Regions from separate parts of the Homo sapiens genome. Here regions 1 and 2 are each linked to region 3. Evidence: chromatin contacts called from ENCODE Hi-C or POLR2A ChIA-PET data. All regions are on one chromosome and are shown on one strand. The core of a region is the stretch at or near the end of the contact, and the rest is flanking DNA. Distances in the headings are between cores, read along the strand shown.

Region 1 (3,241 bases), core at 13-2,512, 1.0 Mb before region 3:
GAGGGACCCGGAGGGTTGGAGCTGGGGCGCTCCTGGGAGACTGGGGGCGCCTGGAGAGGCGGGGGTGGGGTGGATGGGGGCCCCGAGAGCGCGCTCACCCTGGCAGCCCGCGACGAGTAGGGGTCCTCGAAGAGCGCCCACACGCGGGGCTGCCAGCGGCGCCACCATGTGCCGCCCGCGCCGCCCGCGCCCCCTGGCGGCCCCCCGGCGCCGCCGCCCGCGTCCTGGAAGCAGAGGCGCTTGAGCTCGCCGCCCGCTCCGTCCAGGCCGCCGCCGCCCGCGCCCGCCTCGTCGTCCAGGCCTCCGTCGTGGGCGCCTGCGGCGTTGGCGGCGTTGGCGGCGCCCGCGGGGTCGGGCGCCTCGAAGGAGTCGAGCGCCTCCTCAGCGTCGCGATGCTGCCGGTAGGTCATCCAGCAGCAGGCCTCCACGTCGGTCTCGTCGATGCCCCAGAAGCCGAGCTCCTCCTCAAACAGGGGCCCGCACACGTCGGCTGGGCAGTGCAGCTTGCCGGTGCGGTAGTAGTTGAGCACGTACGCGAAGACTCCCGGGTGCCGGTCAAAGAAGAACTCGTCGGCGCCCGGGTCGTAGTCGAAGCGTGCCGCCGCCTCGGGCTCCGTCAGGCCGGCCAGCCGCGTCCCCGGCAGGGTGCGCAGCGTCGAGCGGTACGTCTCATGGCGCACGCCGCCCACGTTGATCACGATCTTGCCGCTGTCGCCACCGCCGCCGCCGTGCCGCCCCATGGCCGCCGCCGGCAGCCCGGGGCATGGCTCGGCGCGCCGGTCCCCGGGCCCGCGGGGTGCCGGGGGGCCCGCCGGGGACGCGGCGGGGCCGGGCTGCGCAGGCTGCTGCTGCTGCGGCGGCAGCGGTGGCGGCGGCGGGGACTCGGGCGGCTGCGGCGGTGGCGCCGGCTGCTGCTTGCTGGCCCCCTGGCGCCCGCGGAAGGACGAGACGCAGACTGAGCTCAGCATTGGACGGGGGGCGGGGCGGGAGGGGCGGGGACGCAGGGGCGGGGACACGGGGGGAGAGACCGACGGGATTGGGTGGGAGGAGGAGCGAGGTAGCGGGGGCGTGGCTTAGGGGAGAGGAACCAAACTGATTGGCCTGGGGGAGGTGGGGCGGGGCTGTGGCTGGGAGGAGTGGGGCGGGCACTCTAACGCGACCCAGCTGGACGAGTCGGGGCCGCCAATGAGACGGAGCGATTGGCTCTTTCTAAGAGAGCAGGGAGGAGGGGCGGGGCGGGGCGTCAAGGGAGGCGGGACCGGTTACTACTAATTGTGTTCGGCAGCACTGGTAGCCAGGGGAAGGCGGGGCTAGATACGATAGAGAGAGACCTTACTGAACTGAAAAAAGTGCGGGCGGGGTAGAGGGAGGAGGGGACACATCCAAGCTATTTAAAGACGCCCGACTGGCCTGGAGGGGCGGGGCCACCATGAGAGAGGCCGTCCTGATTGGGCTGAGAAAGGGGCGGAGAGAAACAAAACAGATCGCACGCCCTCACCTAAAACACCGCTAGGCAGGACCTGGTGGGGAGGAGCATTGCTTGGAAGAGACAGGGCCGCAGAAAGTAGAAACGGTCCAGATGAGACTGCATGGGGCGGGAACTAGAGATGGAGGACTTTCCCGCGCAAGGGGGACAGGCTGGACTGAAAGAGGACACGGGAAGAACAAAGACTTAGACTCGGTGAGAAGGTGTTGAAACTTGAGAGAGTCCTGGAAACCCGAGAGGGTCTGGATAGGCCTAAGGGAGGGAGCGGGGCTGAGGCTCCAAGGCGGGCCTGGTTAGTCGGGGCTGGGCCCGGAGAATGAGTGTCCGGATGGATGAGTGGTACTGAGGAAGGTGAGTGGGGTCGACAAATAGAAAACGTCTTGAGGCAGGGCGCAGTGGCTCACGCCTGTAACGCCAGCACTTTGCGAGGCTGAGGTGGGTGGATCATTTGAGGTCAGGAGTTCGAGACCAGCCCGGCCAAAATGGTGAAGCCCCGCCTCTACTAAAAATACAAAAATTAGTCGGGCGTGGTTGTGGGTGCCTGTAGTCCCAGCTAGTCGGGAGGTTGAGGCAGGAGAATCGCTTGAACCTGGGAAGTAGAGGTTGCAATGAGTCGAGATCGCACCACTCCACTCCAGCCTGGGCGACAGAGCGAGACTCTGTGTCAAAAAATAAATAAATAAAAGAAAAAGAAAACGTCTTGAATGGGCGGTAGGAAAGAGAGACTAAGGAAGGAGCGGGGCTTGAGGGTCTTGAAAGCAACCAGGGTAGGCGAGGGCAGGGCAGGGCTAAGGGAGGGTAGAGGAACGGGAGAGGTGGATCCCAGGGGAACAATGAGACTACAAAGAGTACAAAGCTACTGGGCTGGATGGAGGGGAGGGACCTGGAACGGGGAGTCTTCGGGATCAGAAGACCTGGGAGAGGGCACTGCCTAAAGGTCACAGGGTCTCAAAGGGCGAGGCGAGAACTTCTAACGAACGCTACACCGCGGCGGACTGCAGATTGGAGGACCGAGGGTAGATGAGGACTGGTGAGGAGGGGGCACGCAAGGAGGCAGAGAGGACGGGAGAGGGGAGAGGCCAAAGCGCCAGGAAGCACCGTCAAGACTGAGGCAATATAGGCAGGACCGATAAAAAATGGGGTGGGCTAGGAGTCTCAGAGGTCGGGTTCTGGGGAAGAATGGAGTGAGGGGCGGGGCCAGAAAAAGGGGACCGCCTCGGAGCGGGCCGTCCCCGCCCCCTGGGCGGTCGTAGGCTCCGAGAGGCAGAGCGCAGGCTCAGGGGGCTGGGGCGGGGCCAGCGGCTGCGGCTGGGGCTGCGGAGGGAGGAGGCGGCGCCTGCGGGAGCGAAGGGGGCGGGTCAGGGGGCTGCGGGCGCCCTCGGGCAGCACAGTTTCTGGCCCGCCGCTTCCTGCTGCAGGTGCGGCGGCTGATTCGTATCGCCTCCCAACCCCATCCCACCCCCGCTCCCGTTTCTGGGTTTCTTGGCGTCTCTTTTTCTCCCTTCTTGAGTATTTGTGCCGCCGTCTCTGTTCCCACCCCTCTGAGTCTCCGACCCCTCGTTTGTAAATCTGCCCTCCTGGGTCTCTGATTCTGTCCCCCTCCTTCTGAGTCTTTGCTCCTCTTCTCTCTAGGCCTCAGTCTCTCCTCCCTGGTGTCTCAGTCCCCGCCCCCCCACCCCAGCTCCCCCGAGTCTCTTTCTCTTGGTTTCTGTACCATTTTATCAGGGGTGTGCCTCTCTGTCTGGGGCTCTGTAC
Region 2 (3,041 bases), core at 425-2,924, 1.2 Mb after region 3:
CACCTGGCTAATTTTTTTGTATTTTTAGTAGAGACGGGGTTTCACCATGTTAGCCAGGATGACCTCGATCTCCTGACCTCGTGATCCGCCTGCTTCAGCCTCCCAAAGTGCTGGGATTACAAGCGTGAGCCCCCATGCCCGGTCCTAAGGTTTATTTATTAACAAAATGGTTTTTATTTCTTTCTCTGTTATCGTCGTGGAGATGATTTCTCATTTGGGATAATATTTTTTAGTTTTCAATTATATTTTGTCAACATTTAAAAAGCAAAGTAAAGAATATTTCTTGGGCCAGGCATGTTGGCTGACGCATGTAATCCCAGCATTTTGGGAGGCTGACACAGGCAAATAACTTAAAGTGAGGAGTTCGATACCGGCCAGGTCACCGTAGTGATACCCCGTCTCTATGAAAAATACAAAAATTAACCGGGCATCGTGGCACGCGCCTGTAATGCCAGCTGCTCCCGAGGCTGAGGCAGGAGAATCGCTTGAACCCAGGAGGCAGAGGCTGCATTGAGTTGAGATCTCGCCACTGCACTCCAGCCTGGGCAACAGAAATACTGTGTCTCAATAATAGTAATAATAATAATAATAATAATAAAGTAATAGATCTCTTCCACAAATGTGCTGGGACAACTAACTGGATATCCACATGGAAAAGAGTAATGTTGGATCCCTATGTCACACCATCAAAAATTTTATTTAAAAAAGTTTTTTTTTTTTTTTTAAAAAGGGAAAAGGCCCGGGCGCGGTGGCTCACGCCTGTAATCCCAGCACTTTGGGAGGCCGACGTGGGCGGATCACCTGAGGTCGGGAGTTCAGCCTGGCTAACATGGTGAAACCCTGTCTCTACTAAATATACAAAATTAACTGGGCATGGTGGCGCATGCCTGTAGTCCCAGCTACTCGGGAGGCTGAGGCCGGAGTATCGCTTGAAACCAGGAGGCGGAAGTTCTAGTGAGCTGGGATCACTCCACGGCACTCCAGCCTGGGCGACGGAGTGAGACTCTGTCTCCAAAAAAAAAAAAAGGGAAAGAGAGAGAGAGAGACTAGGAAGGGAGACCTGCCGCAGTGGGTGTTACTTTGTCGCCCAGGCTGGCTTGGGACCCCAGGCTCAGCAATTCTCTCCGTTGCTTCCTGAGTAGCTGGGACCTGAGGCTCCCGCCCCCGCGCCTCTGCTGTGTTTAAGCAGCAGGTGGTGACCTCACTCCTTCCTGGCCTAAGCACTCCGTCCCGCACCCCTGGCGGTGGCTTTAAGGAAGTCTCTGAAGCTGAGCTCAGGGTGGACTCTCCCTCCCTAGTGAATGGAGATAGAAAGGGAGAGGACATCTATTCTGTTCCGTGGGCCGTCACCATGACATCGTACATGCCGCCCAGGCAGGGCTTTGCATTTCACATTCTAGTTTGCATCCCGGTTCCAGACAATTCCAGGGCTTTGGAATCATGCCTCAGACTTTCTGGCGCTCTCGCCTCCACAACCTAAAAACAGAGACGCTAGGAGAGAGGCTGAAAGACGCGCAAGTCCCGCCCCGGCCCCGCCCCGGCCCCGCCCTCTGCCGGTTCTAAAGGGCAAGGTCTCAGCGCCTCGCGCCCCGCCGCTACCTCGCCCAGGCCCCGCCCACCTCCTCCCACCTCCCGCCCAGGCCTGGCTTCCGTCCTGCGCGCGGAGATTAACGCAAACCCGGAAGCGGATCGGGTGGAGTGAAGGTCACGTCGCCATGGTGAGTTTTGCTCTGTGTTGCATTAAGTCTCCGCTTCCCAGGTCCCCGCCGCTTCTGTCCCTGGGACGTGGGGTCCCCACAGACCTGGAAATTCTCGCCCGTCTTCCTTCGCCCAGAGCAAATTGAGACAGCCCAGTGAGAGGCCGGGTGTCGCTTCCTTTCGGGTTTAAAGTCGTCTGGAGGCTGGTCCCGTCCCGGGTCTGTCTGCTATAGGGCAATGTATACACTTTCTATTGCGTAGTTTTTCTGCTCAAAACCTTCTTCTGACTCTTCCCTCCTCGCGCTATTTAAAGTCTTCACCCACGAGGTGGATTCTTGCCCGGGGCGCACCTCCCAGCCACCCCTCGTCGGCCCCTGGAGCGTCGCGCCGCAGCCCCAGTCCCAGGGAGGCCGCGTCCTCTGCCTGGTCCTGGGATCTTGCAGACCCCATCCTTCTCCCAAGGCGCCGTCCCCCCTCCTCCCACCTCCCTACTCGTGCCAGAGCCTGCGGCTCCCCAGGTCTCTCCTCCGCAGTCACCGCTTCCATTGAACCCACACTGGGAAGGACGCAGGGCCCTGTCCTGTGACATGGGGTCTTCTTGCCTGCCGAGCTCCAGCCCTTGGAAAACGCGCTCCTCCGGGATGCAGGCGTCTTACTCCAAACCCTCCTGCGATTGTGTGGGCCGAAGGGATCAGGAGACAGACAGCAGTAGAAAACCTGAGACAGAGAAAGAATAAGAAAGGCCCATAACAGATGGCAAAATAGAGGATTGGTGAGGGATATGCCAAGATATGGTGAAAGTGGAAAAAGAAAGCAACAAAATACCTAGAAAAGCAGGTGGAGAAAAGCAACTGGAGAAATGTAGAGAAAAGCTAGATGTACACAGAGATGAAGGACGGCAAGGTAGGGAGAGTGGCAGCAAAGAGGGAGGCTCATCAGAGTGAGGGAGAGAGGGAGGGATTTGGAGCCAGGGCAGACAGAGCAGAGTGGTGCTGGTGTCAAGGAGAACCGAGGGAGAAACACAGCAGGGAGGACACCTGGGGATCTGGGGTGACACAGAGTGGGGACAGGGGAGTATATCAGGGAAGAGAGAATTTAACAGGGAGAGCAGAGGAGGCGCAGAGATGGGTGAAGAGGCAGAAATAGATGGAGATTGAGGACGATTGAAAGATTGGGGAGAAGGAGCAATAAGAGGTTAAATAAGTTGCGAGGATGGAGCAGAAGAGATGGAAGAGAAGGAATAGAGGGAAGAAGGGGGATAAACAGCAGAAGAGAAGAGGGGTACAAAATGAAGAGCAGAATCCCAGGGAGAAAGAAAAGAAAACAAGAGCTAGAGAGAGAAG
Region 3 (3,077 bases), core at 578-3,077:
AGACATGCCAGGCGTGGAAGGCCAGGGCTGGGATGGAGAGAAGAGGCCCAGGGAGCTGTAGGACTCCAAAGATGTGACAGTAACGAACAGTCAGAGCAGGGAGGAAACCAAGTGTTGGGTCCCAGGACCCCAAGAGGAATGTGTCTCAAAAGGGCTACAGGTGACATCCCTGTCATGTGCTGCCAGAGGCATCATTAGGACAGGGGGCATTGAGGGAGATGGGAGAGCAGAGTCTAGAGCCAGACTTGCCCGGGGTTTCGATCGTAACTCTGCCACTTACTGGCTGGGAGATCTGACAGGCCTCAGTTTCCTCATCTATCCAATGGAATTAATAATACAAAGGGTCGGCCAGGCACGGTGGCTCACACCTGTAATCCCAGCACTTTGGGGGGCCGAGGCAGGCGGGTGGATCACCTGAGGTCTGGAGTTTGAGACCAGCCTGACCAACATGGTGAAACCCCATCTCTACTAAAAATACAAAAAATTAGCCAGGTGTGGTGGCACATGCCTGTAATCCCAGCTACCTGGGAGGCTGAGGTAGGAGAATTGCTTGAACTCGGGAGGCTGAGGTTGCAGTGAGCCAAGACTGCGCCATTGCACTCCAGCCTGGGCAAAAAGAGCAAAACTCCGTCTCAAAAAATAAAAATAAATAATAAATAATACAAAGGGTACTGAAAGGACTGAATGGGTTAATCTCTGCAAAGGACTTGGAACGATGCCTGCCACGTAAGTACCCGCTAAATGCTGGCTGCTATCATCACTGACACTTTCATGCTCAAGTCTGGCTCCTGTACCCTCTTCCCCAGCCCACTCCCTAAGCAGGCAGGGGCAGTATCAGTGTCAACTTTGTGACCCTGGTTTTGCCCACCCTGAGGCCTCCAGGGTGCCAGGCCCTGCGCTAGGTAATGCTGGGGACACGGAGGTAAGTCCCCAGGCTGATGGGAAGGACAGACATGGACAGACAGTCACCATCTTCAGTCCAGTTCAGGCCAAGCATTGAGAGAAACGGGCCTGAGAGACCGTGTCTGATTCACCTCTGTCCACACCAGCTTCCCTCTGGGGACAACAAGCCAGGCGCTGAGAGCACCCTCCCCCACCTCTTTCATGGAGAATGTGAGCTACCCCCAGCTCAGTCAGGTTGGCTCCTTGAACTTTCATCTCTAGCAAACACACTTCTCTCTCCCTAGCTAGAGCCTCCTGGCTCACCCTGTGGCTATGGAGGGTGGAAAGCAGCTTCTGGGGCCCCACAGGACCCTGTCTGACTCCCTCTATAGCACATTTCGGGTAATATAAGAGTACAATGGTAAGTAATGCAGCCTAGTGGGTGAAAGCAGTCAGAGGAACCTGGATAGAACTCTCGGCTCTGCCCTTCTCTAGCTGGGTGACCTCTCTGTGCCTCAGTTTCTCCGTGCATTAAACAGGGACCGTGACTTCTTCCAGTGGGTAAGAAATAGAGAAAGCAACTCACTCTGAACAGTTATCAAGAGAGTGAATCCAGAACGAGGGAAAAGAGAACATGGCCGTGACCCCGGAGGGATCGGATGTTAGAACTTCACTCTTGGATTTTTGCCCTCAGGTGACTTTGACGTTTGGGGGTTAAAGCGGCAGAGGTCGGGGGTTACGAGAAGACCCCCACCCAGTGTGCGCTCGTGGCCCCGGAAGCACACGGCTGCGGGACTCAGGGATGTGGGAGAGGGGGGCCCGATCACCTTCACGGCGTAGTCGATGACCCTCTTGACAGCTACGAGCACGCGCAGCTCCGCCATCTTCCCGCCGCAGCCACTTACAGGGTCAGCCCGCACCCTCAGCGGCTCAGTCCAGAAGCCCCACCACCCCCGCCCCCCGCGCCCCTCTCTGCGCCTGCGCGCAGCACGGTCAGCCAGTCAACCGCTGCAGAGCCCGCCTCCCCGACAGAGGACCAATCGAGAGGCCGGAAGGAAGGGAGGTGTGGCAAGCAATGCAAACCAATGGGAAGCGGATCTCGGGGAGCGAGCGGGACCTGGAGAGAGAAGGAAAGGCCTGGCGGAGAGGGCAGGGCAGAGAACTAGGGGAAAGGTCGTGCACTGGAGGGAAGCGCGCCCGGAGTTTATAGATCCTCCCGGTCCTATAAACACTTCCCGGTATCCCCGGATCTGCTCTCCCTCTCCAGATCCCCCACTTCTTCCCGGCCTCTCCAAGTCGCGGTACTCGTATTCCCACGCCTCTGAATCCTCGCGCGTCGGTCTCTCCACTCTCTCCATCCCCGTGTTCCCTGTCCCTTCCATATCCGTATCCTCCCCTGTCCGTGTCTCTACTTCACCTCCATGTCGTCCCCACAGCCTCTCCACACCCTCTCCAAAGGCCCACGTCCCCTCCTGGCCCCGCCCCTCCCACATGTCCCTGTTCCCATCCCAATCCATGGAGACTTGTGTCTCCATGTCTGTGTCTCCCTGTCTCCACGTTCCCTATGAGTTCATGTCCTTATGTCTTCCCTGAGCCTCTATGCAACCCCGTGCCTGCGTCCCCACGACCCGCAGAAAAGCACGCGGAGCCGCAGCGCTAAAAAAAGCCGTTCCTTTATTCTGCCCCAGGCAGGCTGCAGTCACAGACACACGGGGAATCCACTGATGGCGTCGGTGCTCTGCATGATCATGTCTGCCAGCAGAAAGCAGAAGCCTGGGGGGACGGGGGTGCGGAGCAGGGAGAGGAAGGTGGGCCCTGGGGCGGATGGCCGGGAGGGCCCCGGGGACTGGGGTTTGGGGCTCCAAGGGGGTCTCTGCCGGGTCTGCGGGAGTCGTTAGTGTGTTGGGGAGTCCCCGAGAGGTCCCCGGGGTTTCCTGGGAGGGCAGCTGGGGAGCCTCTGGGGTGAGGGTCTTCTGGGCAGTCTCCTCCACCCTCTTCCCGCTGTCCAGTTTACCCGCGAGAATTGAGAAGGGTAAGGCCAGCCACCCAGAAAAATAGGACCAAGAGAAGAAGACGTTGTTCTTCCACGCATTCTTCACGGTGTAGCCTATCAAGGCGGTCAGCAGCAGCAGTCCTGGGCCCCGCCCAGCCGCAAGATGAGCTAGCTGGGCCTGGTGGGGGCTGCACCCAGGCCA

What was found. A loop is a pair of places that touch in the nucleus more often than their neighbours do. ChIA-PET counts read pairs that join two places held with the same protein, here RNA polymerase II (POLR2A). Pooled maps may share reads with other maps.
Region 1: a map of naive thymus-derived CD4-positive, alpha-beta T cell shows a loop between it and region 3 (10-fold over the local background). The contact joins the promoter of KCNC3 here to the promoter of ETFB in region 3. A Hi-C loop is called at or near these places in 1 of 168 maps with a recorded cell type or tissue (naive thymus-derived CD4-positive, alpha-beta T cell), 2 of 37 single-sample maps with no recorded cell type and 10 of 50 pooled maps. POLR2A ChIA-PET finds 5 or more read pairs at or near these places in 2 of 52 experiments (B cell and BJ).
Region 2: a loop to region 3 is called in a pooled map, with 7 times the contacts of the local background. The contact joins the promoter of ZNF808 here to the promoter of ETFB in region 3. A Hi-C loop is called at or near these places in 4 of 50 pooled maps. POLR2A ChIA-PET finds 5 or more read pairs at or near these places in 2 of 52 experiments (K562 and PC-9).

The regions. Positions count from the first base shown.
Region 1 is chr19:50,328,115-50,331,355 of GRCh38, forward strand. KCNC3 (potassium voltage-gated channel subfamily C member 3) reads right to left here and starts at 1,263. Exons shown (of 5, transcript NM_004977.3): 1 at 99-1,263. The coding sequence starts at 968. It overlaps LOC105372437 (a long non-coding RNA gene), which reads left to right and starts at 1,506. Exons shown (of 4, transcript XR_007067299.1): 1 at 1,506-1,681. RefSeq lists silencers at 126-215, 824-1,373, 1,454-1,513, 2,391-2,570, 2,584-2,953 and an enhancer at 978-1,272.
Region 2 is chr19:52,525,994-52,529,034 of GRCh38, forward strand. ZNF808 (zinc finger protein 808) reads left to right here and starts at 1,675. Exons shown (of 5, transcript NM_001039886.4): 1 at 1,675-1,718. RefSeq lists enhancers at 294-1,120, 1,121-1,948.
Region 3 is chr19:51,364,561-51,367,637 of GRCh38, forward strand. It overlaps ETFB (electron transfer flavoprotein subunit beta), which reads right to left and starts at 1,828. Exons shown (of 6, transcript NM_001985.3): 1 at 1,710-1,828. The coding sequence starts at 1,766. CLDND2 (claudin domain containing 2) reads right to left here. Exons shown (of 4, transcript NM_152353.3): 3 at 2,897-3,016; 4 at 2,538-2,655. The coding sequence ends at 2,582. RefSeq lists an enhancer at 1,435-2,394 and silencers at 2,624-2,673, 2,944-3,077.